4 separate regions of the Homo sapiens genome follow, and all the other regions are linked to region 2. A link is a loop called in an ENCODE intact Hi-C map of the cell type or tissue named here. Cell type or tissue: PC-3. All regions are shown on one strand. Links, peaks and the distances in the headings refer to the core of each region. The heading gives the core; the rest is flanking DNA. Region 1 overlaps BORCS5 (BLOC-1 related complex subunit 5). Region 2 has its middle 8.3 kb from the start of GPR19. Region 3 overlaps MANSC1 (MANSC domain containing 1). Region 4 overlaps BCL2L14 (BCL2 like 14).

Region 1 (7,687 bases), core at 994-5,993, 330 kb before region 2:
GATGTGGTCAGACAGTGCAGGTACAAAAAATAGAAGACATAGTTGCTGCCCTTTAGGACCTTATTGTTTTGTGAGCGATTTAGACAGGTAAGTATTCACAATAATATCATATTAGTAACACTGGCCACATGTCCCAAAGAGTAGATAAACATGGAGGAGATAATTATTAATTTGGCCTGGGAATTTGGGGCAGGCTTCCTAGAGGAAGTAGAATTCAGCTGAGCTTTGAGGGATGAATAGCAGGTAGCTACATAGAGAAGGCAGGGTTGCAGAGAGTATTCTTTTTTTTTTTTTTTTTTTTTTTTGAGACGGAGTCTCGCTCTGTCGCCCAGGCTTGAGTGCAGTGGTGCAATCTCGGCTCACTGCAAGCTCTGCCTCCCGGGTTCACGCCATTCTCCTGCCTTAGCCTCCCGAGTAGCTGGGACTACAGGTGCCCGCCACCACGTCTGGCTAATTTTTTTTTTGTATTTTTAGTAGAGATGGGGTTTCACTGTGTTAGCCAGGATGGTCTCGATCTCCTGACCTCGTGATCCGCCCGCCTCAGCCTCCCAAAGTGCTGGGATTGCAGGTGTGAGCCACCGCACCCGGCCAAGGGTATTCTTAGTTTAAAAGTCTTCTATATATATTTTAAAACATATTTAAAAGATGCTGGCCAGTCACAGTGGCTCATGCTTCTAATTCCAGCACTTTGGGAGGCCGAGGTGGGAGGATTACTTGAGCCCAGAAGTTTGAGACCAGCCTGAACAACATGGTGAGACCCTGTCTGTACTACAGAAAAAAAAAAAAAAGTTTATCTAGGTGTGGTGGTGTGCACCTGTACTCCCAGCTACTTGGGAGGCTGAAGTGGGAGGATCACTTGACCCTGGGAGGTCGAGCGGTGTTCATAGCGCTGTACTCCAGCCTGGGTGGCAGAATGAGACCCTGTCTCAAATAAAATAAAATAAAATAAAAGATGCCAAAAAGAATTCTTAACCAGGTCGGGCACTGTAGTTCATGCCTGTAATGCCAGCACTTTGGGAGGCTGAGGTGGGTGGATCACTTGAGGTCAGGAGTTTGAGACCACCCTGGCCAACATGGTGAAACCCCATCTCCACTAAAGACAAAAAAATTAACCGGGCGTGGTGGCGCACAGCTGTAATCAGCTACTGGGGAGGCTGAGGTGGGACAATCGTTTGAATGCAGGAGGCAGAGGTTGCAGTGAGCTGAGATTGCGTCACTGCATCCAGCCTGGGTGACAGAGTGAGACTGTCTCAAAAAAAAAAAAAAAAATTATTAACCAAGTTTGTATTTGGAATATACTGCTTTTCTTTTCTTTTCTTTTTCTTTTTCTTTTGAGCTGGAGTCTCTGTTGCCCAGGCTGGAGTGCAATGGCGCCATCTTGGCTCACTGCAACCTCTGCCTCCTGGGTTGAAGCAGTTCTCCTGACTCAGCCTCCTGAGTAGCTGATATTACAGGTGCCTGCCACCATGCCCGGCTAATTTTTGTATTTTTTTATAGAGACAATGTTTTACCATGTTGGCCAAGCTGGTCTCAAATTCCTGACCTCAGGTGATCCATCCGCCTCGGCCTCCCAAAGTGCTGGGATTATAGGCGTGAGCCACTGTGTCCGGCCTGTAGAGGAATCTTAAAACTGTCATAGTTGGCCTGGTGCAGTGGCTGATGCCTGTGATCATAGCACTTTGGAAAGCTGAGGCAGGAGGATTGCTTGAGGCCAGGAGTTTGAGACCAGCCTGGGCAACATAGACCTCATTTCTACAAAAAATTTGAAAATTAGCTGGTCATGGTGGCATGTGCTGGTAATCCCAGCTACTTAGGAGGCTGAGATGGGAAGCTCTCTTGATTCCAGGAGTTTGAGGCTCAGTGAGCTCCAGTCATACCACGGCACTCCAGCATGGGCAACAGAGTGAGACCCTGTCTCTGAAACAACAGCAACAACACAGTCATAGGTATTTAATAACGTTTAAATATTTTTTCCATCAAAATTCAGTTTCACAGAAAGCCAGTGAAATGCAAAGTGACATTTTAAAGAATGCACTTGGATAGATAATCATTTGCTTCTACCAACTGGTGAAAATCATCAGCAAAAGTTAGTAATCATGGTTTTTTTTGTTTGTTGTTGTTGTTGTTTTTGAGATGGAGTCCAGCCCAGGCTGGAGTGCAATGGTGCAATCTCAGCTCGCTGCAACCTCTGCCTCCTGGGTTCAAGTGATTCTCCTGCCTCAGCCTCCCGAGTAGCTGGGATTCTAGGCGTCCACCACCGCGCACAGCTAATTTCTGTATTTTTAGTGGAGATGGGGTTTCGCCATGTTGGCCAGGCTGGTCTCAAACTCCTGACCTCATGATCCGCCCACCTCGGCCTCCCAAAGTGTTGGGATTACAGGTGTGAGCCACCATGCCTGGTCTGTAATCCTGTCTCTAAACATTTTTAGCAGTATATGAAAGTGTCAGTAAGTAAATATTTATGAACAAAAAGTCTGTTTTGATTTGCAGGATTTTCGGAACAGGTGACAATTGGGATTGCTTTGCTCTTCAGTCTTTTTTTTTTTTTTTTGAGACAGAGTCTCACTCTGTTGCCCAGGCTGGAGTGCAGTGGCACCATCTCAGCTCACTGCAAGCTCTGCCTCCTGGGTTCACGCCATTCTCCTGCCTCAGCCTCCTGAGTAGCTGGGACTACAGGCGCCCGCCACCACGCCCGGCTAATTTTTTGTATTTTTAGTAGAGAGGGGGTTTCACAGTGTTAGCCAGGATAGTCTCTATCTCCTGACCTCGTGATCCACCTGCCTCGGCCTCCCAAAGTGCTGGGATTACAGGCGTGAGCCACTGCACCTGGCCTGCTCTTCAATCTTTTTTAATTGAGGGCTTTTCTCTAACTTAAAGAATCAGTATCTTTTTATTTCAGTAAATCTTATGTTATGTCAAAATTAATTTTTCTCAGCCATAGGAGAAGGAAAAAATAAATCCAACAGAGAGTTAACAGTTACATAGGCCAAAGGCAAATTAATAATAAATGCCATAGGTCTTTCTCATATTTTGCCATTTTTAAAATAAGATGGCCTTCCTTTAGTGTAGTAATTAAATTTATAGCAGTCCTGTGTTTAACAACACTTTTACCACTAGATGTCACTAGACTAAAACAATTGGTAAGCTTGTTGAAACTGCTGCAACCTGGTGCAGTCTTTTCAAAGGCCTTTGGTTAATAAGGCTTCCTCTGTAGCACCTGCATTTCTCATAAAACTAAGTCACAGCTTGCTTCAAGCACAAGCTGATTGGGAAATATACATGTTCTGTGACACGTTAGTAATCTAGAATTACTTATTTTAGTGTTTATCAGGACAGAAAAGGACAAATCTTACTACCGGAGGAAACTTTTTAGTGACCTTAATTTTTTGGAGAGAAAACGATTTTCAGTCTATCTCTGTACTCAGAGAAGCATTTATCGTCACACCTCAGGTTTCTCAAGAGTTGAGATTTTGTCCTTTTTTTTTTTTTTTTCTCGAGACGGAGTCTTGCTCTGTTGCCCAGGCTGGAGTGCAGTGGTGTGATCTTGGCTCACTGCAAGCCCCGCCCCGCCAGGCTCAAGCAATTCTTCTGCCTCGGCCTCCCGAGTAGTTGGGACTACAGGCGCGCACCACCATGCCTGGCTAATTTTGTGTATTTTTAGTAGAGATGGTTTTCACCATGTTGGCCAGGCTGGTCTCAAACTCCTGACCTCAGGTGGTCTGTCTGCCTCAGCCTCCCAAAGTCCTGAGATTACAGGCATGAGCTACCATGCCCAGCCAAGAGTTGGGATTTTGTCTTAGACATCGTGGATTTCTTAGGGCCCAGCACAAAGCTTGGCACTTGGTAGGTACTCAGTAAATGCAATTAAGCATTAGGGTAGTATACTAGATGTCATGGGGGAAAAGATAGCTCACAGGTCCTCTGCTCTCAAGAAGTCTCATTTGGGAGATAATACATGCCCACAGCACAGGGTATTGTATGTAAACCAAATGAGTAGTGCATTCACTAGCTTCTGTAGTATTTCAGGGGATCAGTAGCTCTTGAGAGCTAGCGGTAGTGATCAAAGGTGTCCTTAAGAGAAAGCATATTTAGAGATGCAAAAGTAGGACAGTTACAAGTGAAGAAAGCAATGAGCCAAGGTTTAAGGATAGGAAAATGCAGGCAGTAAAGATTTAGAAAGATAAAAACTCAAGGGCCCTGAATTTAAAGCATACATTTAGGTTTAATATTTTTTAGGGATATTGGAGGGGACATTGAAGGATATTGGTGTGGGAAAATAATATGTTGCATGATAGTTTGTAATTTACAAAACAATAGCACTTGAAGAAGAATGAATTAAAGATGATTGCTCTTTGATTTTAAAATACTTCTGTTTTAAAGTCTATTATAGGCCGGGCACGGTGGCTCACACCTGTAATTCCAGCATTTTGGGAGGCCTAGGCGGGCAGATCACCTCAGGTCAGGAATTTGAGACCAGCCTGGCCAGCAGGGTGAAACCCCGTCTCTACTAAAAATACAAAAAGTAGCTAGGCATGGTGGCGTGCGCCTGTAATCCCAGCTACTCAGGAGGCTGAGGCAGGACAATCGCTTGAACCTGGGAGGCAGAGGTTGCAGTGAGCCAAGATCGTGCCACTGAACTGCAGCCTGGGTGACAGAGTGAGACTCCGTCTCCAAAAAAATACATAAAGTCTACTACAAACACTTTTATTTAAAAGAGAGAACATAGGCATAGGGCTTAGTATATAGTACCTCTCACTTAATAAACCCTCAGTACATGATTCTTGTTGATAGTAATATTATTAAATGAGGAAAAAATATTAGAGACATGCTACAAAATAACTAACCGGTTTTCTTTATAAGAGTCAAAGTCTTGAAAGACAAGGAACAATTGAAGAATTATCACAGATTTAAGGAGACTAAGGAGACATGCAGTGTGGGTCCTGGATTGGGTCCTAGAATGAGAAAGGATGTTAGTGGGAAAAAAGGGCACATTTGAATAGTTGTGTAGTTTAGTTGATTATATTGTAGCAGTGTTAATTTCCTGGTTTTGATCATTGTATTGCAGTTACATACTATGTTAATATTAAGGGGAAGCTGCTGAGGGTGTAGTGGTGAGATCATGACTCACTGCAGCCTCGACCTCCCAGGCTCAAGTAATCTTCCTGCCTCAGCCTCCTGAGTAGCTGAGACCACAGGTGTGTGCCACCACTCCCAGCTAATATTTTTAATTTTTTTTGTAGAAATAGGGTTCCGTATGTTGCCCAGGCTGGTCTTGAATTTCTGGGCTCAAGGGATCCTCCCACCTTTGCCTCACAAAGTGCTTGGGATAATAGGCATGAGCCATTGCACCCATCTGGAATCCTATACTTTATGCAACTTTTCTATTTCTTTCTTTCTTCTTTCTTCTTTCTTTTCTCTTTTTTTTTTTTCTTTTTGGAGGCAAAAATCTTGCTTTGTTGCCCAGGCTTGGAGTGCAATGGAGCGATCTTGACTCACTGCAACCTCTGCCTCCCGGGTTCAAGTGATTCTCTTGCCTCAGCCTCCTGAGTAGCTGGGACTACAGGCACGTGCCACCATGCTTGGCTAATTTTTGTATCTTTAGTATGGTTTCACCATGTTAGCCGGGCTGGTCTTGAACTCCTGGCCTCAGGTGATCCGCCTGCCTCAGCCTCCCATAGTGCTGGGTTTACAGGCATGGGCCACCACACCTAAGCCTGCAACTTTTCTTTAACTTCTTTTGCTTTTTTTAAACTTCTTATTCAAAAATAGTAAGTTTAAAAATACAATTTTGTTTTAGAAAAGATTTCAATTTTGTATTTGAACTAAGTTATCTACTGAGAGGTCGGATGTCAACAGAAAGAATTTAGAATCTCCTACCCGACAGAGCTTTTAAGATCCACTAAAGCCCATTAAGCAATCCACTAGAATAGCTTAAGGCAAGAGTGGGTTCCCTTGAAGACCCAGAAGTAGAACCTCTGAGGTGCTTCCTTGATTAGGCTTTGTCTCAGTGGAATGTTGGAGCTAGTTTGATTGTCTATCCAGACCATTAAAACTTTTTATGTCAGCACTAGGGCTGTTTTTGCCTTTGTGTGTTCACTGGAGTAGCACTTTTAATTCCCTTTAAGAACTTGTCCTTTGCATTCACAGCTTGGCAAACTGGTGCAAGAGGCCTGACTTCTACCCTGTCTTAGCTTTGAACATACCTTCCTCACTCTAGCTTTTGATTTAAAGTGAGAGATGTGCAATTCTTCCTTTCACTTGAACACATAAAGACCATTGTAGGGGAATTCATTGGCCTGATTTCAATATTATTGTATTTCAGGGAGTAGGTCCAAGGAGAGGGTGATAGCCGGGGGAATGATTGGTCCGTGAAGCAGTCAGAGCACATGCAACACTTCTCAGTTTAAGTTTCCTGTTTTCTATGGGTGTGGTTTGTGGTGCCCAAAACAATTACAATAGTGACATCAAAGATCACTGATCACAGATCACCATGACAGATATCATAATAATGGAAGTTTGAAATATTGCAAGAATTACCAAAATGTGACAGACATGAAGTAAGCACCCTGCCACAAATCTTCAATTTGTAAAAAAAAACACAGTATCTGTGAAGCACAATTTAAAAAAAATTTGAAGTGGAATAGAATGAGGTGTGCCTATATATGGAAGATGGCTTGATCTAATCAGAGATAAAAAGAGATGAATGAGGACCATATCAAAATTATTTCCAGTTTGCAGTTAATTCTGCTCCCAGTCTCCAGTCCTAGGCAACCACAGGCCAGCTTTTCTGGACACTTCATCTAAATGGAATCATACAATACATACTCTTTTGAGTCTGACTTCCAGTTTTTGCCTGTTATGAATAATGCTGCTATGAACCTTTGTGACCATGTGTTCATGTGAATGTGTTTTTATTTCTTTTGGGTGGATTCTTAGGAACGGAATTGGTAGGTTGTATGGTAACTTTGTGTTTACTTTTACGAAACTGCCAAACTTTTTTCAAAATTACCATTTTACATTCCTTCCAGCAATGTATGAGAATTCAGTATTCTCTTTATTTCTGATTATAGCCATCAGAGTGGTTGTGTAGTGGTATCTCATTATGGTTTACATTTACATTTCTCTAATGATGTTGAGATTATTTTTGTGTGCTTGAAATACCTGTTCAAATCTCTTATCCATTTTTAAATTGGGTTTTTAACTTATATTGTATTATAACAAGTTCTTTATTCTGGATACAATCTCTTAATCAGATATATGATTTGCAGTATTTTCTCCCAGACTGTGACTTTCTTTTCATTTTTTGGGGGATTTTTTTTTTTTTTTTTTGAGACCGAGTCTCACTCTGTCGCCCAGGCTGGAGTGCACTGGCGCGATCTCAGCTCACTGCAAACTCCACCTCCTGGGTTCAAGCAGTTCTCCTGCCTTAGCCTCCCAGGTAGCTGGGATTACGGGTGCCTGGCTCATTTTTGTGTTTTTAGTAGAGACAGGCTTTCACCATGTTGGCCAGGCTGGTCTGGAACTTCTGACCTGGCTGATATTTTTTGAAGTACAACTTTTTTAATCTTGATGAAGTTCAGTGTATCAATATTTTTAATAAAGATTTCTCCTAGAAGTTTTATAGTTTTAGTGATTGCATTTAGGCCTGTGATCCTTTTTGGATTACTTTGTGTGTGTTGTGTAAAGG
Region 2 (7,687 bases), core at 1,608-6,607:
AATATCACAGTCATCCTTTAGGGCCATGCTGTCCAATACAGTAGTAACTAGCCATCTGTGTTTATTGAACACTTAGATGTGATAGTCCAAATTGAGAAGGGCTGTTAAGTATAAAATATACACATAAGATTTTAAGAATTTAGTATAAAAAATAATGTAAAAATCTCAATAAATTTTATATTGATTACATGTTGAAATGTCACTTCAACATTTCTTTTTACTTTTACTTTTTAAAAATGTGGCTCCCAGAAAACCTAAATTGTCGAATGTTTCTGTTGGACAGTGCTGCTTTAGTTTCTTGAATCCTGGGGCACATGATTCTTCCTTGGATGTATATGCCCTTGAGGGTATTAATTCCAATTAAGAGCAGTTTCATCAAAATTAAAAATCCGATCGAGGATTTTGTCTTTTTTATCAATCAGTTTTCCCCCAATGGGGTAAAATGGTTTTGCACCTTCATTTACACTTTGCAGTTTACCACAGAACTTAATGTTGTAAAAAACTCTTGAAGCCACCAAACAAGCCTCTGTTTGCACCAAAGGAAGGCATTCTTGCAGAATTTTCTGCTTTTTTTCTTAACATCTTTATATGTTGCTAAGGTTTTCTCTTTAATTGTGAGAAGCTTGTCCCTGCTTGCCCCAAAATGTTAGTGTGCTGGGAAAAATAATGAATGAAGCAATGTAATTTCTGAATTATATTAACATTATCTCCCCATTTGTTGCTTGCCCATTAGCTAATAATGACTATATCTGGCATATAAAGCTTTTATTGTGGGAGATAGGACTGCCAGTAGACAAAAGGGAGAGAAAATCCTAATCCTATAATTTCAAAGAGTTGGTACCCAATTATGGGATATTTTGGACAGTGTCCTTTCTATTCACCAAGTTAACATTTAGTTAATCGCCCCATTTGATTTACTCAATTACCCCTTTCTCCCAGCTAAAATCCATTGAGTTCTAAAGAACCATTTCAAAGGCCAGGCCAGGTGGCTCATGCCTGTAATTCCAGCACTGTGGGAGGCCAAGGCAGGAGGTTTGCTTGACTCCAGGAGTTTGAGAGCAGCCTGAGCAACATGGCGAAATCCTGGCTCTACAAAATATGAAAACTTTAGCTGGGTGTGGTGGTGCGTGCCTGTCATCCTAGCTGCTTGGGAGCCTGAGGTGGCAGAATTGCTTGAGCCTGAAGAGGTCATGGCATAATCATGGCATTGCACTCCAGCCTGGTGACAGAGTGAGACCCTGTCTCAAAAAAAAAAAAAAAAAAAAAGAATGGACAAAGGCTGTCTCTTCAGTAAATCTTTTCCTGATCTCTCCTATAAGCATTTTGCTTGCATCATCTTTTTATAGAACACATATTTGGCCTTATGTTTATGTTATTGTCTGATTTTTATATGTAGAATAATATTTTTAATTTGCATATGTAGAATAAAGCTCCTCCCACTGAAGACAGTGATTGTATTTTATTCACTTTTCAAAATTCCTCTGATGACTAGCCTTATGGTTTGTACAAATTAGGCACAACTAAATATTTGTTGAATTTAATTGTGCTGTATCCTAAAATAATAGAATACTAATAGAATAGAATAGAATAAATAATATAATATTTCTAAAATATTAATAGAATCTTATTCTATTAGGAATAGAATAACAGATTAGATAGAATATTTCTAAAATTCTAAATACAAGTTGGTATTTGACTCACATCTCTAGTGCTTTAAAAAAGTGCAACAGAATACTCTGTAAAATAGTGTTACAAAGTCAGGCTAAACATGTTAGAGTATGTACTGGTGGGTTTTTTAAAAAATTAGTTTCAGTAATTATGATTAAATCCATGGTAAATATAGACCTGTGATAAATCTAGATCCTTACGGTGATGACTCATTTTAAAAGACCCTAGTTTTCTGGATCTCCATTCTCCTTTTACTCAGTGCCTTCTCGTTTTTTTTCTCTATTTTAAACCAGTTTTCATTATTTCTCTGCTTTGAGAATCACTCAAAACAAACCAGTAAGGGATGTTCAACTTAAATCTAAAACATCATAGTCACATTTAAAGTCCTGAGAACGCAGCATTCCTGTTAAATAATGGTCATAATGAACTTATTAATCCTGGCCCTCTAATTACACTATTCTACACCCCAGTGATAAAGGTGTTAAAAAATGATGATTTAATTTTGTTCTGGTCTTTTCACTTGGATGTACCGTATACTGACATGAATCTCATCATGACTGATAAACTGAACTTGGATAGAAGAGCTGTTAGGATGACTTAAGTGCAAAAGAGAATCTACCGTTTAGGCAATCAGTATACAGTTTCCTTAAATTTTCTATAATTTATTTCCTTTTTTTGTATGATGTTCCAGCTTTTCCCACAGAGCTAGGAGCCCCACAAAAATAGAGACTTTGTCTTATTTGTTTCTGGTGCTTGTTTGTCTCTGTAACTCTAGCACTCAGCACAATGCCTGACACATTGTAGGTAATAAAGGATACATATTGAGTGAATGAAGTACACCTGGGGTCAAGTATCACATGTTCCAAATGAGCTTGGCTGAGGTTAGATTACCCTTATATTGGACGTGGAAAGGATCTATTACCTAATTTCAACTTGCCTCTATGTCTGTGGCATTGGTGGTTGGGTAAGGTCTATTGATTGTGAGACACAGTCTCACTTTTTACCACAAGTAGTATATGGAGTATGCGTGAGTGCGTGTTCGTGTGTGTAACAGGAATCTTAGCCATAGGACATGAAAAGCCAAACTATGGGACCTTGAAAGGTTCGCAGGTAAATGGTAATCAAAGATTCCCAAGGTCTGTGAATTCTAGACATCTTTGCCATAGAAGCCTATGGCCCCTCGCTCTAGCACATAGTGATTCTGCTGGTCCCTACATGTCTTCTCAATGCACCTGTCTGTTTTCTTCTTACTGTACTTCCTAGTTCTTACTGTACTTCCTAGTTCTAGTTCTTGGCTTAGCTAATAACCATTTTCTTTCTTTTGGGTAGAGCAGTCTGTACCAGGCCCCATCATAAACCATAGTGCTGAGTTAGGAGCCCAAGCCAGTGGCTTGGAGTTGGAGTACTTTTCTCTTGGAAGGGGCTATAGACTGTATAAGTTGCATGACTGCCATGTCTAGGATTCCTAATACCGTGCACTGGGAGCCATCTCTGGGATCTTCACTAGAACCAGGTGTACTTGCCAATCATATCTACTGGGTGCTAATTACCTACTTTGCGGTTATTTTGTTTAGAGCATTAGATTAGCTTCATTGGAGGATACAAAAAAGATTAAAGACTAAATAGATTTATATCTGAAGTCAAAGTGAGTAAGTCATAGAGACAGTGTATGTGTTGGTGTGTATGTGGCGGGGGAAGCACTTTCTGAAAGAGCTATGTGTAGTGGAAAAGGATCAAGTTTAGGTTGTTATCTTGACTTTGCAACCAATCGTGTGTGACTATAGAGAAGTCACCTTTGATCTTTTGTTCTACTTCACTTGTTAAGGGTTGTAATACTTAACTTGACTGTATAGACAACTGTTAAAACACTATCATAAGGCCAGGCGCTGTGGCTCACACCTGTAATCCCAGCACTTTGGGAGGCTGAGATGGGCGGATCACTTGTGGTCAGGAGTTTGAGGCCAGCCTGGCCAACATTGTGAAACCCTGCCTCTACTAAAAATACAAAAGCTAGCTGGGTGTGGTAGTACAGGTCTGTAATCCCAGCTACTCAGGAGGCTGAGGCAGTAGAATCGCTTGAACCCAAGAGGCAGAGGTTACAGTGAGCCGAGATCGTGCCACTGCACTCCAGCCTGGGCAACAGAGCGAGACTCTGTCTCAGAAAAATAAAAACAAAAAATACTATCATAAAATAATTGTTAAATTCAGATTATTGTGTGAGTAGTGTATGAAAATGATATAAAAATGTTGAATAGGTAGAATCTATGCAAATTTAGAGTTCAATTAAATTTGGTGGGGATTAAAACTCTTGTGTATGCATTTAGAAAAGCAGATTATAAATACAGTTGTGGTTTGGAATAGTTGCAGGATTAGGGCTGACAGTTCTGGCCTTGTGCTGCCCTCCTGTGCTGTTTAAACAGCACAGCAGGTCAATTACATTCCTGCTTCATGAATGTTCCGAATTGGGGGAGGGTAGTCTATCTCATTACTAATCCTCTTCTGTCCTCCTGTGGCCACAGAGCGCCTAACTATTTTGGATGTTTCTGTTTCTTCAGTAAAGGAAGGGAAGGAAAACTACTTGGAAACATTCTAGGTCAAACAATCTTATCCTGAGTTATGGAAAAAGGCAACTAATTGCAAATTGCATTTGACATTGGAGATATAATTGATACACCAATATAGAAGATCCGAGCAGATTATCGAGGTTTGGAGAAAAACACCATCATTACAGCATTGGGAAAGGCTTTTTGTCAAGAATAAATAGAAATGCATCTTTTTTTTTTTTTTTTGAGACGGAGTCTTGCTCTCTAACCCAGGCTGGAGTGCAGTGGTGCGATCTTGGCCCATGCCTGTAATCCCAGCTACTCGGGAGGTTGAGGCAGGAGAATCACTTGAACTTGGGAGGCGGAGGTTACAGTGAGCTGAGATCGTGCTATTGCACTCCAGCCTGGTCAACAAGAGCGAAACTCCATCTCAGAAAAAAAAAATTGCTGAGAATTTATAATAAAGCCATACACTGTTTATCTGGTTAATAAGATAGTCTATTATGGTGGGAACAGAAGATGCTGTTCTACAGTGATTTTCTAAGCAGAACATTTGCCAGTTGAAATGAGAGACTCACAAGCAAAGCTAATTATTTGCTAATTCTCTTAGCATATCCTGCAAAAATGGTTACTTTTAAAGATAAGGTCATTTGTCAGCATGGCAATTTTTTTTTTTTTGAGACAGGATCTCGCTCTGTTGCCCAGGCTGAAAAGTGCAGTGGCATGTTTACAGCTCACTGCAGCCTTGAACTCCTGGGTTCAAGAGATCCTCTCACCTCAGCCTCCCCAGTAGCTGGGACTACAGGCATACACCACCACACACCCAGCTGATTTTTGTGTTTTTTGTAGACACAGGGTTTCACTATGTTGCCCAGGCTGGTCTTGAACTCCTGGGCTCAAGTGATTCTTCAGCCTCCACCTCCCAAATTGCTGGGATTAGAAACATGAGCCACCAAGCCTGGCCAGTATGATAATTTTTTTATGACAGTTAAGAAAAGATATTGAAGGAAACAGTGTAAAACCAGGCAATGAAAGAGTAGAGAAAGGCAGTCAATATATGGCACCATTTTAATATGCTTGCTTCCCCGTCAGCCAGCCCTCACCCCTGGCCACAGCCTGGCCTGTTGCCAGACTGGTTTCCTGATCAGAACCCATCTACCCTCTGCTTAGACTAGGAGTGTGTGTGCATAATTTATTCATGTGGGTACACAGCATGCATAACATGACTTTCTCTTTTTAACTCACACCAGTCAGGCTTTCACATCTTTACCAAGACTCCTCTTATCAAGTCATCAGTGAACTTGATGGCCAAATGCAATGGTCAGTTTTCAGTGTTTATCTTACTTGACCTATCAGTGGCATTGGAATCATTTGATCATGCTTTCCTCCTTGGAACACTCTCTTTACTTGATCCCTGGGTCACCTCTCTCTTGGCTCTCCTCCACTCTACTAAGGGCTTTTTCCCTATCTCCTTTATCTAGATACTTCTCATCTTGATTTCTAAAAGTTGTAGTACCCTAAGGCTAACTGCCTAGCTCTTTTCTACATCTAAACCCACTCCCTTGGTGTTCTTATCTAGTCTCATAGCTTTAATATCATCTGAATGCCAAACATTTCCAAATGTGTATCTCCAGCACAGACCCTTCTGCCCTGAATTCCAAACTCACATATCCATCTGCTTACTCGACATCTCCATTTGGATGTCTATGGACATCTCAAACTTAACATGACCCAAACAAAATCTGTTCATCTCTCAATCAACCCTATCTCAGCAACTGGTCATACCTTTCTTCAGTTGCTTGGAGTCATCATGAACTCTTTCTCACACACACAGACCATTTCCAAATCTTCAGCAAATCCCATTGGCTGTATCTTCAAAAAACACACTATCAACTCTCTACCCTTCTTTTCATGTACACTGCTACCACCCTGGTCTGAGGCCCATGACCTCTTATCTGGATTAGTGTATAGTCTACTATAATACATGGTCTCCCTACTTCTCTCTTGCCTCTTTGAAATACTTCTTACTCAGCAAAGTGACAAAAGTTACCCGAAGTCAGGTAAAAAAACTCTATGCTCAAGGATGATGCACTTCAATTGGCATAAAATCCAGCCTTTACCATGGCTTATAAAGTTTACATGATTGGGGTCTCTACTTCCTTCTTCTCTGACTTCATCTCCTACTCCCCAGCCCCCACTCACCATGTTTCCAGCTTACTAGTTCCCTTATTGTCCCTCAACTATCCCAGACACATTCCTACCTCAGAGCCTCTGGATTTGCTATTTCCTGTGCCTGCAACACAAAATTACATGGTCCATGCTCTCATTCCATTCAGGATTCTACTCAAATATCACTTTATTGAAAAGTCCTTCCTTGTTCATACAGCATCTGCCTTCATTACCCTCCGTACTCTTAATTAGTTGATTTGTCGTGTTAGCACTTACAGCAACATGACATATTATGCTTATTTATTTGTCCATTGTCTGTCTTCCACACTTGAGTGTAAGTTCTGTTTCATGACAGCAGGGACTTTGGCTATCTTTGTTCTCTGCTGTGTCCTCAGAGAGTCTGGCATCTGGTGAGGGTTCATTAAAAATTTAATGAATGAAGAAATGAACAAATATTAATGTGGATAATTATTCAGAGAGTTGGTCAAGAACAGCAAGTGGGTAGGTTCCAGTTTTGTTTTACATGGAAGTTTGTATAAACTGAAGACTAAGATCAGAATCAGGGAAAATGTTCTCCTTTATGTCTTCTCAATGTAAAAAATAGAATGTAGTTGAATGTGGTGGATTGGTAATAAATATGTTTATTGTTCCAAATTCCATATTTTATTTATTTATTTTTTTAGGGACAGGGTCTCGCTCTGTCGCCCAGGCTGGAGTGCAGTGGTGCCATCATAGCTCACTGCGGGGTCAAACTCCTGGCCTCAAGCGATCTTCCCACCTTGGCCTCTCGAAGTGCTGGCATTACAGGCATGAGTCACTGCGCCGAGCCCAAATTCTGTATTTTAGTAGTAGAAGTTGTCCACTTATGTTTTAACCATGGAAATTAAATTATGTGTGTGATCATGAATCCAAATTTTGCTATTTATTTCCTATTCTTTTTTTTTTTTTTTTTTTTTTTTTTTTGAGATACGGCCTAGCTCTGTCGCCCAGGCTGGAGTGCAGTGGCGTGATCACAGCTCACTACAGCCTCAACCTCCCTGGCTCAAGCGATACTCCCACCTCAGCCTCCTGAGTAGCTGAGACTCCAAGCATGTGCCACCATGCCCAGCTAATTTTTAAATTTTTTGTAGAGATGGGGTCTCGCTATTTGCCCAGGCTGGTCTCAAACTTCTGGGCTCAAACCATCCTCCCACCTCGGCCTATTTCCTATCCTTATGGTCCTGGCAATGCTGGTAAACTTGCATTAGTTCATTACATTTTACTTGGAAATGAAAATTTTCATCTAAGTAAAATGCCTGATGCATTTT
Region 3 (7,687 bases), core at 1,436-6,435, 370 kb before region 2:
CCAGCACTTTGGGAGGCTAAGGCAGGAGGATGGTTTGAGGCCAGGAGTTGGAGACCAGCCTGGACAACATAGGGAGATCCTGTCTCTTAAACAAAAAAATCTCCAAACTGTTGATACTTGACATTTCATTGAAATGTGTGCAAAATGGAAAAACACAAATTGCTAAATGAGAATCTGATAACGCCGCCTCTCTACCAGATGCTGTGGTTTATTTCTAGCATGATAGGACAGAAGAGAAGAGAAATGTGTGGAGGAGGACCAGGCAAATTAAGGAAAAGGTGGGAGGTGCACAGCAGAGAAGCCGGAGGGGCTCAGCAGGGCAGCAAGAGGCTTACAAAGATGGAAAGGGTTCTCCGTCTTCCTAAGGGGCCAAGGCCAGGGAAAAAAGTGGGCCGGAGGGTGACCTGAGCAGGAAAGGTTGGCAGGGAGAATGCGGGGGAAGGTGTGGGCTTCTGCAAGACATGCCACCTAAGACTGAGATGACAAATGGGGAGCAAGTAATCATCAGGAGAGATTTCAGTGGGGGCATGAGGCAGGCAAGAAAGGTATGTGGAAGCTGTGGGAAATGAGGCAATAGAGCAGGAGAGAGGGAGCAGAATCCCTGTGGTGTGTCTCTGACAGGGAGGAGGAGGAGGGGCCAGGCAGGGTCTGGTCTCCGCTCTGAGCACTGAGGCCACAGCAGCAGCAGAACAGCAACAACGACAACAAAAAACCAGAGATATATCGTTCCAGCACTGTGCGCAGAGGAGGGAGGCTATCTGGGAGATTTCATTTGGACTCTCAAAGATTAGAATTTTGGAGCCAATGTCATAGGTCATGAGGATGATGGGACCAATATTTGAAATCATGATGACCACACTGTAGACACAGAGGGCAGAAAAACCATACAGTCCCGATGCCTGCTGAGGAGAAACCAGCCCCAGATCCTGCTCCTGCTCCATGAAGCTTAGAATTTTTCTCCTGATCACACACCCCATTTATCACAGCTCAAACTGGAAAGACCTGTTCAAGCAATCAAGTGCAGGGAATGACCAGGTGAATTGCCATGTATCACTCTGCTGCTAGGCTAACCATCTCACATTAGAACTGCAGAAAACACAAGGAAAGAAGCAGAGGAATGTCCTGGCATTTCTCAGTCCACTCACTCCTGCTCTCTTTTCCTTTTTCTTCCTCAATTCACCTCCATGCCAGTTTCCAAACTGGTCCTCAGTCTCCTCTTTCCTACAGACGGATCCAGAGGCAGCTACGGATTCATGCCATCTCGTGACTACTCTCTAAGCCTTACCCCTCTGAGAGGTTCTTTGCACTGTCACTCTGTCACTTATTCGTCCATCTAGGACAGGGCTCAGCAAACTACGGCCTGATGGACAAATCTGGCCTGCCATCTGTCTTTGTATGACTTGCAAGCTAAGAATGGTTTTTACGTTTTTTAAAATTTTTATTTGTTTTGAGACAGAGTCTCACTCTGTCGCCCAGGCTGGAGTGCAGTGGTATGATCTCGACTCACTGCAACCTCTGCCTTCCAGATTCAGGCGATTCTCCTACCTCTGCCTCCTGAGTAGCTGGGATTACAGGCGCGTGCCACCACACCTGGGTGATTGTTCTATTTTTAGTAGAGGTGAGGTTTCACCATGTTGGCCAAGCTGGTTTCAAACTCCTGACCTCAGGTGATCCACCCCCTTCGGTCTCCCAAAGTGCTGGGATTATAGAGGTGAGCCACCATGCCTGGCCAGTTTTTATATTTCTTTTAATGGCTGAAAAATAATCAAAAGAAAATTGTGTGACACAGGAAAGGTATACAAAATTCAAATTTCTGTATTTCAAAACCTAAAGTACTGGTGTGAAAAGCCTAAAATACTATTTGGCCCTTGGCAGAAAAAGTTGGTGGACATCTGCTCTAGGATATAGTATTCTACTCTAAAGTAGAATTTGGGTCAAATGAAATATATTTGAAAATATATATATATATATTTTTGAGACAGGGTCTTGCTCTGTCACCCAGGCTGGAGTGCAGTGGCACAAACACAGCTCACTGCAGCCTCAACCTCCTGGGTTCAAGCAATCCTCCCACCTCAGCCTCTTGAGCAGCTGGGGCCACAATGCCATGCCACCATGCCCAGCTAATTTTTGTATTTTTTGTAGAGACAGAATTTTGCCATGTTGCCCAGGCTGGTCTTGAACTCCTGGAATCAAGCAATCCGCCCACCTCAGCCTCCCAAAGTGCTGGAATTACAGGTGTGAGCCATCATACTTGGCCTATAATTCATTTTAAAGTTAAAAAAGAAAAAGACTGTTTAAGTAAACACTCTGTGATGTGTGTGAAATCAGAACTTAAATATGGCCATTGACAAGAATGGCCAAAACAGCTGTTTTCTTTCTCAAGCATGCAAGCTCATAAATAAAGCAAAGCTAGGGCCAGTCCCACTTCTTGATAAGATTCCTCTGTTGGCAGAGGTCCTAGAACCACAAAGGGATCCTCCACACCTGCTCCATTCGCCTCACCCACTCATGTTTGCCATTGGGGCATGGTGCTTCCTCTCAGTCACGCAGAGATGAGCCACAAAGGGAGCTGCAAAGCAGCTCAGCGCCCTTAACTCCTCTTTGGAGTTTTATTTTCAAACGACTTCACTGAGTTGAAAAATGAGAGACTGACTATTACTGGGACCCCAGCTGAGCAAACAGACTCCCAATTTATTCTATGTCTGAATTCTCCTATTCTTCCAGTCCTTGGTAAAAATGACATGCCATGAAGCTGCCAACAACAACAATAAAAGATTAAATACCAAACTGCAATGGCTTTAGAGAATGAACAGAATCCACTGTCATCTTTCAAACTCTTGGTCCGTAAATATTAGTCAATGGGATATAGGAAATAGAGGCTGGGCACGGTGGCTCATGCCTGTAATCCCAGCACTTTGAGAGGCCGAGGCAGGATGATTGCTTGAGGCCAGGAGTTTGAGACCAGCCTGGGCAACATACTGAGACCCCCCCATTGCTACAAAACATTTTAAAAAATTAGCCTGGCATGGTGGTGCATTATCTGTAGTCCCAAATACTTGGGAGGCTGAATGGAGAGGACTGCTTGAGCTCAGGAGGTGGAGGCTGCAGTGAGCCATGATCGCGCCGCTGCAGTGAGCCATGATCGCGCCACTGCACTGCAGCCTGGGCAACAGAGTGAGATGCTGCCTTAAAAAAAAAGAAAAAAAAAAAGAGAGAGAGAGACAGAAAAGAAAAAGAAATAGAGTTCTTCCAGAAACAAACCACCAAACAGATAATCTGTATTTAATTTCACTCCAGGCAGGAGGCAGATAATTCATTTTTAATGGGGTAATATGAATTCATCAACATGGACAGATTCATACACAGAATTACAAACACAACTTGCACACATCCTGTAGATATAAACAGTCCTTTGCATACTATGTCCGGGGTTGGTGCCACGTTGCCCCTAGGTGTCCATCAACCTGCTCAGGGGCCGGCAACGCCCCCTGGTGGCTGCCACAAGAACAGTTTAATTCTAATTTCACTTCATTACCTTCACACTCGCCCTAAAAAGATTTATGCACATGCCAAGTTCCCTTTTTTCCGTTCCCATTGGCAAGGAACTTCATCCCATACATGCTCTTTTATATGTGCATTACAAAAGTAACAACACTCCAGAAGTATTAGAAAACAAATTCAGCTGTAATTTCTATCATCGTATCCTAACAACAATTATTTACACAATACTCTGTGCTTCACGCTCCTGTTTGAGAGGATGTTTGACCCATCAGGCTTCCCTGGCACATGAACAAAACTCAGACACAGCCTCAGCTAGGGGGCAAAGCAGTGTCAACACGCAGGCACCCTGGGCAGTATCATTCCCCGAAGCCCCTCATACTTAATGCAGTCAAGAGAGAACCCTAGATTCCACTCCACCTAGATTCCATTCCACAACCCTAAAACTACTCAAGTTTCCCCCAGTGCAGCAAATGGTGTCACCATTCATCTGGATGCTCAAGGCAAAAACTAGGACTTGGCCTTGATGGTTCTTTTTTTCTGGTTCCCCAGACCCACACCACCAGCAAGTCCTGTCAACTCTACTTCGGAATAGCCCATATGTCCACTACTCTCTCCATCTCGCCCGCCACTCCCTGTTTCTTCACCCAGATCTCACCTGCGCCTCCTAACCAGTCTTTCCATTTCCACTTTGCTGCTGTGTCACTGTCCATTCCCAAGAGGGCGGCTACGGTGAGCTTTGAGAAATCACCTTTTTTTTTTCTTCTCCCCGAGACAGAGTCTTGCTCTGTCGTGCAGGCTAGAGTGCAGTGGCGCAATCTCAGCTCACTGCAACCTCTGCCTCCTGGGTTCAAGCAATTCTCCCGCCTCAGCCTCCTGAGTAGCTGGGATTACAGGCACGCACCAGCACACCCGGCTAATTTTTGTATTTTTAGTAGAGACGGGGTTTCACCATGTTGGCCAGGCTGGTCTCGAATTCCTGACGTTGTGATCTGCCCGCCTCAGCCTCCCAAAGTGCTGGGATTACATACATGAGTCAGGAGGTCAGGAATTTGAGACCAGCCTGGCCAACATGGCGAGACCATGTCTACTAAAAATACAAAAATTAGCCAGGCATGGTGATGCTTGCCTGTAGTCCCAGCTACTCAGGAGGCTGAGGCAGGAGAATCACTTGAACTTGGGAGGCAGAGGTGGCACTGAACCGACACTGCATCACTGAACTCCAGCCTGGGTGAAAAGAGTGAGACTCCATCTCAAAAAAAAAATAAAAATAAAACTCCCAACAGCTTCCCACCACACACCTAAAAACTCCCGGCCGGGCACGGAGGCTCATGCCTGTAATCCCAGCACTTTGAGAGGCCGAGGTGGGTGGATTACCCGACATCAGGAGTTCGAGACCAGCCTGGCCAATGTGGTGAAACCCTATCTCTACTAAAAATACAAAAATTAGCCACGTGTAGTGGCATATGCCCCTCCTAAGGCGGAGGTTGCAGTGAGCTGAGATCGCGCCACTGCACTCCACCCTGGGCAACAGAGTGAGACTCTGTCTCAAAAACAACAACAACAAACAAAAAAACTCCCTCCTATGACTTACAAGGTGTTATGTGATCTGGCCCTCCCCACCGTTTTGCATATCACTCTCTGCGTATTTCACAATGAGTCAACCAGCTGGGATTGGAGTGTTGGTTTTTCAAACACTCCAAAGCATTCTGCCTGAGGACCTTGGACTTGGAAGGTCTTCCCCTGATCTCCTCACATCTGGCTCCTCACTATTCAGATCTCAGTTTAGGGGTTACAACTTTACTTACTGATTGTCTATTATACCGTCCTGTCTCAATTCTGTGCATAGCACTTGTGACTATATTTTTCTTGATTATTTATTTATTATGGTTATTGTCTCTCTCCCCTAAAACATAAGTTCCAGAAGGGAGAACCTTGTTTTCCTATTTTTTTTTTAGAGATAGTATCTCACTTTGTCACCCAGGCTAGAGTGTAGTGGCATGAACACAGCTCACTGCAGCTTTGACCTCCTGGTCTCAAGGAATTCTCCTGCCTTGGCCTCCCAAGTAGCTGGGACTACAAGCTCATGCCACCATGCCCGGCTAATTTTTTTAATTTTTTGTGGATATGAGGTCTCATCATGTTGCCCAGGCTGGTCTCTAACTTCTGGGCTCAAGTGATCCTCCCACCTCCCAGAGTGCTGGAATTATAGGCATGAGCTACCACATGGCCAGAACCTTGTTTTTCATGTTTAGTGTTGTTTCCTTAGGGCATAGAAAGTACTTGGCACATAGGAGATGCTAAATAATATTTGTTATTTATTGAACAAATGAACAAGTAGAATATTAAAAATCAAGAGTATGATGATAACTTTCTAAAACTTAAATAAAAGAAAAATTGAAGCTGGGTGTAGTGGCTCACGCCTGTAATCCCAGCACTTTGGGAGGCTAAGGAGGGTGGATCACCTGAGGTCAGGAGGTGAGACCAGCCTGGCCCACATGGTGAAACCCCATCTCTACTAAAAATACAAAAAAAAAAAAATAGCTGGGCATGGTAGTGGGTGCCTGTAACCCCAGCTACTTGGGAGGCTGAGGCATGAGAATTGCTTGAAGCCAGGAGGTGGTGGTTGCAGTGAGCTGAGATCGCACCACTGCACTCCAGCCTGGGCGACAGAGTGAGACTCTCTCTCAAAAAACAACAACACTCATGCCTGTAATCCCAGCACTTTGGGAGGCCAAGGCAGGCGGATCACGAGGTCAGGAGATTGAGACCATCCTGGCTAACACGGTGAAACCCCATCTCTACTAAAAGTACAAAAACAAAATTAGCCGGGCGTGGTGGCGGGCACCTGTAGTCCCAGTTACTCAGGAGGCTGAGGCGGGAGAATGGCCTGAACCCGGGAGGCGGAGCTTGCAGTGAGCCGAGATCGCACCACTGCACTCCATCCTGGGCAACAGAGTGAGACTCCATCTCGGAAAAAGCAAACAAACAAGCAACAACAACAACAAACCCCACTAAATTCTGTAATTCTGATTTTATGCAAATACTGTCTATGAAGGGTCCACAGAATTACCTAAGCAACATTAATTTGTTTTCACCTTTTTTATATGGATAATCTCAAAAAAAAGAAAAATTGATACTGAAACCACTTCAACTTGAAAAATTAACAAGCCAAAGTCTCAGCAAAACATATCCCAGGAATTATATTAATTTTTTTGCTATTTATTTTCCATTCTGAATTAATATGTAAGTTCCATGAACATGGAGATTGTAGTTCTAGTGCTTTGGACAGAATCTGGCACATGGTAAATGTTTAATAAATATTTCTTGAATGAATTTCCTTTCCAGTCTAGACAATAAAATCCAGTGAGTTTGATTTCAGACGAGATTGGGTGCGTTCAGGGTGGTATGGCCATAAAAAGTTTGATTTCAGATAATGTGATTATAATGGGAACTTAATAACAAATATACTAGAACTTTCTATATTAACACAAGTCTTCACCCTTTCAAAACAATCACCCTGGAGACCTGTATACTTATTCCAGTGTTGCCGACCTTGTTCTAAAGAGGTGCTTCAAAAACGTTTCATACAAGGTTTGTGTGTCTTTTATCTCATGAAGGTAAAAACAGAAACAAACCAGAACAAATACTACCATGGCTTTCATTGGAAATCAAATTTTGGTTTAATAAATTGAATTTCCAGTCATGAGATTTTCTGATATGTCTGGTACCCCTTCTGGTAGTTTTATTTAGACTCTTGTAGAAAATCTTTCACATGAACCAGTCTTAAATTATTCCAATCACAAAAGAAAAAGTATAATGCTTTCATTACCTGTAATTATCCTGTAACTCATAAGTCCTTTTGCTGGTTTCAATGGACAGGCTTCCTCGTTGGGACAGAAAAATAGGTAGCAGTTGGGTTGTCTAGCTGTTTTTCGAGTGTCGAAGATCATCAAGTTACATGCTTTGTCCCCTGCAATGAAAGGTTTCATAAGCATGATTTTGAAATGCGATTTTCTAAAGAGTAGGGCAAGTAGGAAAAACTTCACTTATTATGGAGTCCAACACAAACACCTTTGTTCATTTTGTTCACTTGCTTGCTGACCGCTGAATCATTTCCTTTTCCTTAGCTTAGTTGCTTAAGGCAATTTTAAAAAACATTGGGTTTAGCTTTTTTTTTTTCACAAGG
Region 4 (7,687 bases), core at 1,811-6,810, 620 kb before region 2:
CAAAACTGAGTCTCAAAAAAAAAAAAAAAAAGAGAGCCTGGGGCCTAGGACAACAGCTGAACTAGAAAAAAAACATAGCTACCACTTTTGAACCAGGTTCTGTGCAGGAACTTCTCTTGTGTATCTTACACCCTTACAATATCCCTGCAAGATGACTATTATTATTTACAATTTGCCTGCAGGAAGTTCATGTTTGGAGAGATGGAGTAACCTGCCACAGGTCACAAAACTAGTCACTGGCATGGCCACAATCTGAATTTGGGACTGTTAGACTGAGAAGCCCAAGCTAATTCTTGATACGCTCACTGCCTGGGACATTTCACACGGTAGATCTGAGCTTTCTCGCATCTGAGACTAAAAGGAAAATGTAGTCCTTAACAGACAGCAGAAGGAAACAGATTATTAGCAAAAAGAACTGCTTTCCTAGCAGGAAACCAGAGAAGGAGTTATTTCATGTAAGCTCAAGCAAAGGAAATTGAACAAAATCAGTTCTTTATCTATCCTGTTATTCGTATGGAAATAAAGAAGAAATGCTTGCATCCTGTTGTTTTAGTGCTTGTACTGATCTTTTTCAAACATGCCTGTGATCACATCACTCTCTACTCAAAACTTTGAACAGCTCTCCATTGCCTCCATCAGTGTGTTTCAAATTCGTAAAAAGTAAAATAAAATAACAGGATGCTTTTTTCAGATGAAATCTTACATGGCATACCAAATATAGCAAGAAAAAAGAAAGAGAGAGAGAGAGGAGAGAGAAGCCGGGACAAGCTAAAGCAGAGGGTAGAGGGAGAAGGAACCGAGGAAGGGAAGGGTCAGGTCCCAGGCATTTCTCTTCCCTGAATTGGCCTCCCTCTTTTGCCACCTCCCCAGCAAGACCTTTAACTCCACAGTCCACAGCTCATTTTGAAATGTACTGATCAACGTGAGAAAATGCGAAGCTTCAGCCTGATAGTCAAAGACCACCATAATCTGGACCCAAGTGCTAGTTCACTTATTTTCCCTCCACTATTTTCAAGCCCTGGCTATTTGCAAACTGCATACGTATGCTGTCCCAGTTCTCTCACCACTCTTCAAACACATTCTGAATTCACCTATAATCTCCCCTCTGCCCGCCCTGTTGTAGCCCCAATATCCACCCACCTGTCTAACTCCTTCTAGCTTTCCAAAAGCTTTCACTTGCCTCTTTCTTTGAAGCTCACCTATCCCTGCCTTCTAACCTGGCTATCTGCATCTCTGTTAGACCTCTTACTTAGTTCATTAGTTCATTCTCTCTCTGTTGTTTTTTGTTTTTTGAGACGGAGTCTCACTCTGTCGCCAGGCTGGAGTGCAGTGGCGCAATCTCAGCTCACTACAACCCCCGACTCCTGGGTTCAAGCGATTCTTCTGCCGCAGCCTCCCAAGTAGCCGGGTCTACAGGCGTGCGCCACCATGCCTGGCTAATTTTTGTATCTTTAGTAGAGACGGGCTTTCACTGTATAGGCCAGGCTGGTCTTGAACTCCTGACCTCATGATCTGCCCGCCTTGGCCTCCCAAAGTTTTGGGATTACAGGCGTGAGCCACCGCACCCGGCAGTTCATTTTCTTTATGTGGAGTTATCTATGGCCATGTCTCTCTTCCCACCCTAGTAAGACTGTGGCTTTTCCCTCTCTACCCTCCAGCACAAACACAATAGATGTTCAATAAATGTTTCCTGAGTTTTCACCCCTGTCTCTCCTAACCTGCAAAGGGTAAGTGGCCCTGCATAGAAGGGCACAGTGTGGACTTTGTTGTTACAGGCCCAACATGTGTAGCACCAGTGGGTGTGACCTGGAAGAAATCCCCCTAGATGATGATGACCTAAACACCATAGAATTCAAAATCCTCGCCTACTACACCAGACATCATGTCTTCAAGAGCACCCCTGCTCTCTTCTCACCAAAGCTGCTGAGAACAAGAAGTTTGTCCCAGAGGGGCCTGGGGAATTGTTCAGCAAATGAGTCATGGACAGAGGTGTCATGGCCTTGCAGAAATTCCCAATCCAGTGAGAAGGCCATAAACCTTGGCAAGAAAAAGTCTTCTTGGAAAGCATTCTTTGGAGTAGTGGAGAAGGAAGATTCGCAGAGCACGCCTGCCAAGGTCTCTGCTCAGGGTCAAAGGACGTTGGAATACCAAGATTCGCACAGCCAGCAGTGGTCCAGGTGTCTTTCTAACGTGGAGCAGTGCTTGGAGCATGAAGGTAGGCATCTGGGATTTCTTTCTCTCCCGCTTCCTGGTTTTTCCCTTCTTTGTGTCCAGAGTGGTACATCTCTTCTCATGTTGTAAAGTGGCTTTAGAGAAGGCATGCGTTGTGCCTCAGCTTTCCAACTTATTAGTGTTCAATCATAATTGCCCTGCTTTTCTCAAGACTAAAAGGAGTTGCTGCCTGGGCGCGGTGGCTCACGCCTGTAATCCCAGCACTCTGGGAGGCCAAGGCGGGTGGATCATGAGGTCAGGAGATTGAGACCATCCTGGCTAACACGGTAAAACCCCGTCTCCACTAAAAAATACAAAAAATTAGCCGGGCGTGTTGGCGGGTGCCTGTAGTCCCAGCTACTCGGGAGGCTGAGGCAGGAGAATGGCGTGAACCCAGCAGGCGGAGCTTGCAGTGAGCCAAGATGGCATCACTGCACTCCAGCTTGGGTGACAGAGTGAGACTCCGTCAAAAAAAAAAAAATGACTAAAAGGAAATGATGGAAGTTAAGGGTGCTGGGACTGGTTTTCTTTCTCCACTGTCTATAAATAAGCTTGTTTCCCAAATTCCTAGTCCTCTGTACCAGACACCAATATAAAAGAAGGAGGCTAGGCGCAGTGGCTCATGCCTGTAATTCCAGCACTTTGGAAGGTTGAGGTGGGCAGATCATAAGGTCAGGAGTTCAAGACTAGCCTGGCCAACATAGTGAAAACCCGTCTCTACTAAAGATACAAAAAATTAGCCGGGCATGGTGGCGCATGCTTGTATTCCCAGCTACTCGGGAGGCTGGGGCAAGAGAATCGCTTGAACCTGGGAGGCGGAGGTTGCAGTGAGCCGAGATTGCATCACTGCACTCCAGCCTGAGCTACAGGGTAAGACTTTGTCTCAAAAAAAAAAAAAAAAAAGAACGAGCCCTAACCAGGGGCTTGCTTGGGCTGCCTGGGCCGCTGCTCTTCCTAAGTCAACTCATTCGCTCAGGGCCTCTGTGTTTCCATCTGTACATTGGGTACCCCACTCTCTCCACCTCGTATGGTTGATGGGAAGATCAGAGAGCAAGAGTAAAAGGACTCTTGACAAAGTACAAACCATCCTACAAAAACAACTGAGAAGCATTTAGACAAAATCTTCCCTCAGTTGGACAAAATTAATTGTACTTAATGAAACATTTTCACCAGGCACTGAGGCTCATACCTGTAATCCCAGCACTTTGGGAGGCCAAGGTGGGTGGATCGGTTGAGCTCAGGAGTTCAAGACCAGCCTTAGCAACATGGCAAAACCCTGTCTCTACCAAAAAATACAAAAAAATTAGTCAGACATGGTGGTGCACGCCTGTGGTCCTGGCTACTCGGGAGGCTGAGGTGGGAGGATGGCTTGAGCCTGGGAAGTAGAGGTTGCAGTGAGCCAAGATGATGCCACTGCACTCCAGCCTGGGTGACAGAGTGAGAGCCCATCACGTCGATACTCTCAGCACTGTGGGAAACCAAGGCAGGAGGATCACTTGACACCAAGAGTTTGAGATCAGCCTGGCATCATAGCAAGACCCTGTCTCCATTAAAAAATTAAAATAAAAAAATTAGCGAGGCATGGTGGCACATGCCTGTTGTCCCAGCTACTATGGAGGCTGAGGTGGAAGGATCACTTGAGCTCAGGAGGTCAAGGCTGCAGTGAGCGAAGATCACATCACTGCACCCCAGCTCTGGGTGACATAATGAGACTCTGTCTCCAAAAAAAAAAAAAAAAAGACAGTTGCCCTTCATGCGCACACCTTGGCATAAGCATCTTCTTCCCCTTCAACAAAGCCCAGTGCCCAAAGCCCAGATTTTTTTTTTTTTTTTAAGGTGTTTTAGATGGAGTCTTGCTCTGTCGCCCAGGCTGGAGTGCTGTGGTGTAATCTCGGCTCACTGCAAGCTCCGCCTCCCAGGTTCAAGCAATTCTCCTGCCTCAGCCTCCTGAGTAGCTGGGATCACAGGCGCGCACCACCAGGCCTGGCTAATTTTTGTATTTTTAGTAGAGACAGCGTTTCACCATGTTGGTCAGGCTGGCCTCGAACTCCTGACCTCGTGATCTGCCCACCTTGGGCTCCCGAAGTGCTGGGATTACAAGTGTGAGCCACTGCACCCAGCCGCAAAGCCAGATTTTAAAAGAAAGGCCCCCTCCTGCTGAGTTTCATTGGCCTGGGTAACTTGTCAATAATTAGTCAAGAGGTGGCAGTAATGTCTCAGTTTTTAAATGTGACAGTCCTGGCTTGCTTGGAGAATCAGCCCACTCATAGACAGCTTTAGATCACTCACTATGATCAAGGAAACTCCCTTTTCCCATTAGAGTTTCAGATGTTTAGAACAGTGGGAGTTATGGTCAGGATCATCTGAGGGAACCTCATGGCACAGACAGGATGAGGAAATGGGAGTCCCACAAAAAGGGCTTACCAAGGAAACATCCAGGAAGTAGCAGAGCCTGGACTCACCAGAAGTCCAGGCCTCTCCCTAGACTTGTTTCATTTTTACAGCAAGGCATCTGCTCTCTGAACTCTGCCCAGCTAGGGCAGGTCTAGGGCAAGAGGGAGCGGCCCCCTGTGGTCCTTCCCTCCACATCTGCCTCCCCACCCCTCAGCTGCCCTCACCCAGCCATGGCTTCTTCTGCCGGGGGTGGCATCTGGGCTCTGGGGCAAAGAACAGTTTGGAGGCACCTAAATAGGCTTTTCTACTTGGCCTGTACTGTGGACTTTGCCAGCAGACAGAGAAAGCTTTTACAGACCTTAGTCTTCTGGTTTTTCCTGAGATAAATTGCATTCTGTATTTCAGTATTTACTGGAGTGTCATTTGACATTTTTTTTATTTTCTAAAATTTCAAGAGAAGCTTTTATTTCTTTTTTCAGTAGGGAAAGAAAACTTTTATGTGAGATTGAGAATTAAAGATTACATTCAAAAACACTTAGGTGATGTGTTAATGTGCTGAATAGCTGAATAGTACCTATGGCTGAATAATATTCTCCATAAAAAATGAAAAATGATTACCTCCTAAGAAGGCTTTAAACACATATTTACAGCTTATCTTCCCTTATCACCTTTCTCCTCACGCTTGCATTTAGTCAGTTAATTGTGTGTTTTTTACTTGTGTTACTTGTGTCGGTTTTACATTGAGCGTGATCCAAGAGAGCCTCACATTCTATTTCTATTTTGCCACATACAAATCAGGCCTTGCAAATTTGGTTTCTCCTGGGTTCTTTTTTGTTTGTTTGTTTGTTGTTTTTGAGACAGAGTCTTGCTCTGTCACCCAGGCTGGAGTGCAGTGGCCTGATCTCGGCTCACTGCAACCTCTGCCTCCTGGGTTCACACCATTCTCCTGCCTCAGCCTCCCGAGTAGCTGGGACTACGGGCGCCCACCACCACGCCCGGCTAATTTTTTGTATTTTTAGTAGAGACAGGGTTTCATCGTGTTAGCCAGGATGGTCTCGATCTCCTGGCCTCGTGATCTGTCCGCCTCAGCCTCCCAAAGTGCTGGGATTACAGGCGTGAGCCACCGTGCCTGGCCTCACCTGGGTTATTTTAACTGTAAGTCACTATGTAGCCTTGTACAGCCACTGCCAGGCCTCAGTACCGGGCTTACATGGGAACTGTGAGATTATGTCCCAAGACCAAACTCTGTTAGGAAGAGGCCTCAGGATGCAGAGAAATGGACAATAACACCAGTTTTAAAGACTACCAACCCAGGCTCTTTCACTTGTGAATCTTTTGTTTCTCCATAGCTACGATTTGCTCACGTGGAATGTTATAGTTAAGGTGAGGTTCAGCGATATACAGTGGAACACTCAAATACCCATGGCTTAAATAATATACAGGTTTGCTTTTCTCTCCTTTAAAAGAGGACAAAAGTTTGGCAGCTCAGGCATGATATGACAGCTCCACAAAGTTATTAAGAATTTCTGGGAATGGCCAGGCAGGGTGGCTCATGCCTATAATCCCAGCCCTTTGGGAGTCTGAGGTGGGCAGATCACTTGAGCCAAAGAGTTTGAGACCAGCCTGAGCAACATGACAAAACCCCGTCTCTATTAAAAAAAATACAAAAATTAGCCAGGCGCCATGGTGCGCGCCTGCAGTCTCAGCTACTCGAGAGGCTGAAGGAGGAGAATCACTTGAGCCTGGGAGGCGCAGGTTGCACTGAGCTGAGATCACACCATTGCACTCCAGCTTGGATGACGGGGTGAAAAAAAGAATTCCTGGGAATTCTGCCATCCCTCAGCTCGTGGCTTCCACCTCAAAGTCACCTTATATTCTAAAGGTGGCTGTTGGGGCTTCACCCATCATGTCTACATCTCAGGCAAGAATAAAAAGGAAGCAAAGGAAGGGCAAAGGGTGCCTTCTTTCTAGGTAATTCAGCTCCCTTTTATTTTATTATTATTTTTTAATCTTTTGTAAAGATGGGGTCTGTGTTACCCAGGCTGGTCTCGAACTCCTGGCCTAAAATGATGGCCTCGCCTTGGCCTCCCAAAATGCTGGGATTACGGGCGTGAGCCACCGCACCCAGCCTTAGCTCCCTTTTCGAGAGCTTTCTTGAAACTGCCCCCAGCTTCTGACATCTCATTGGCCCTTCCCTACTGCAAGGGAGCCCAGGGAATATAGTTTGTTCAGCTGGGTTCATTGCTGCCCCTCACATTTTAGAGGTCTGTTACTAAGGAAGAAGAAGAAAGTGGATACTGAGTGGGAAAGAGCAGTCCATAAGGAAGTCACACCCCAACCCCCTGCCCTTTCTCTTTAAAACAAATGCCTCAGACCACAGGCGAAATGGGACCTTCCGACCCTGTTGGCCTGCTCTTCCTGGCGCCACGATGACCCCCAAAACAGACTCCAAGGAACAGACAGCCTTTCTGTCTTCTCCCCACCCCATCCAGTGTTCCCTCGCCTATCAGACAGGACCAAGTCTGACAAGGATATAATCTTTTCTTTTTCATGTTTTAAAATTAAAATATCCAAGATGGGAATTTTAACTAGAGCTAGTGCATCTGTGGGAACATGTTTGCTTATAGTTTCTCCTGGACATGTCTCACTCCATGTCCACAAACCCACAGAAATCAATACCCTGCTGTAACCCCAGCACTTTGGGAGGCTGAGGCAGGAGGATCACCTGAGGTCAAGAGTTCAAGACCAGCCTGGCCAACATGGCAAAACCCTGTCTCTACTGAAAATATACAAAAATTAGCTGGACGTAGTGGCGGGAGCCACTACGTCCTGTAATCCCAGCTACACAGGAGGCTGAGGCAGAGAGAATGGCTTGAACCCAGAAGGTGGAGGTTGCAGCGAGCCGAGATCGTGCCATTGCACTCCAGCCTGGGCAACAGAGCGAGACTCCGTCTCAAAAAAAAAAAAAAAAAAAAAGTCAATACCCTGTACACAGTTAGCCAGATTGAGTAATTTTGTACCTGTTGGTGATCTTGTGGCCACCCTGCCTTATGAGAGGAGGAGGGGACAGAGCCTTTGGGAC

What was found. Peaks named below come from ENCODE experiments on the same cell type or tissue, not always from the same donor. Only the 100,000 strongest peaks of a DNase experiment are listed, where the experiment ranks them.
Region 1: a loop joins it to region 2, with 9 times the contacts of the local background. A loop is called at or near these places in 94 of 110 quality-filtered maps.
Region 3: a loop joins it to region 2, with 6 times the contacts of the local background. A loop is called at or near these places in 8 of 110 quality-filtered maps.
Region 4: it touches region 2 in a loop (20-fold over the local background); 23 of 110 quality-filtered maps call a loop at or near these places.

What each region holds. Positions count from the first base shown.
Region 1 is chr12:12,373,701-12,381,387 of GRCh38, forward strand. The region is part of intron 2 of BORCS5 (BLOC-1 related complex subunit 5); the gene reads left to right. Among named protein-coding and RNA genes, the nearest start is that of BORCS5, 20 kb to the left of the region's middle. RefSeq lists an enhancer at 7,495-7,687. In PC-3, for the core only: a CTCF peak has its summit at 3,121 (motif pointing right); a DNase peak (open chromatin) is centred at 3,141; H3K27ac peaks cover 778 bases.
Region 2 is chr12:12,700,675-12,708,361 of GRCh38, forward strand. It overlaps a transcript of GPR19 not described here. Among named protein-coding and RNA genes, the nearest start is that of GPR19, 8.3 kb to the left of the region's middle. In PC-3, for the core only: a CTCF peak has its summit at 4,110; a DNase peak (open chromatin) is centred at 4,127; H3K27ac peaks cover 412 bases.
Region 3 is chr12:12,331,090-12,338,776 of GRCh38, forward strand. It overlaps MANSC1 (MANSC domain containing 1), which reads right to left. Exons shown (of 4, transcript NM_018050.4): 3 at 7,331-7,471. It also overlaps the pseudogene RPL23AP66. Among named protein-coding and RNA genes, the nearest start is that of MANSC1, 15 kb to the right of the region's middle. In PC-3, for the core only: CTCF peaks have their summits at 3,486 (motif pointing left) and 3,686; DNase peaks (open chromatin) are centred at 2,482 and 3,452; H3K27ac peaks cover 2,596 bases.
Region 4 is chr12:12,077,524-12,085,210 of GRCh38, forward strand. It overlaps BCL2L14 (BCL2 like 14), which reads left to right. Exons shown (of 6, transcript NM_138723.2): 2 at 1,776-2,215. The coding sequence starts at 1,783. Among named protein-coding and RNA genes, the nearest start is that of BCL2L14, 10 kb to the left of the region's middle. RefSeq lists a silencer at 4,312-4,606. In PC-3, for the core only: a CTCF peak has its summit at 4,433; no DNase peak of the experiment used is centred there.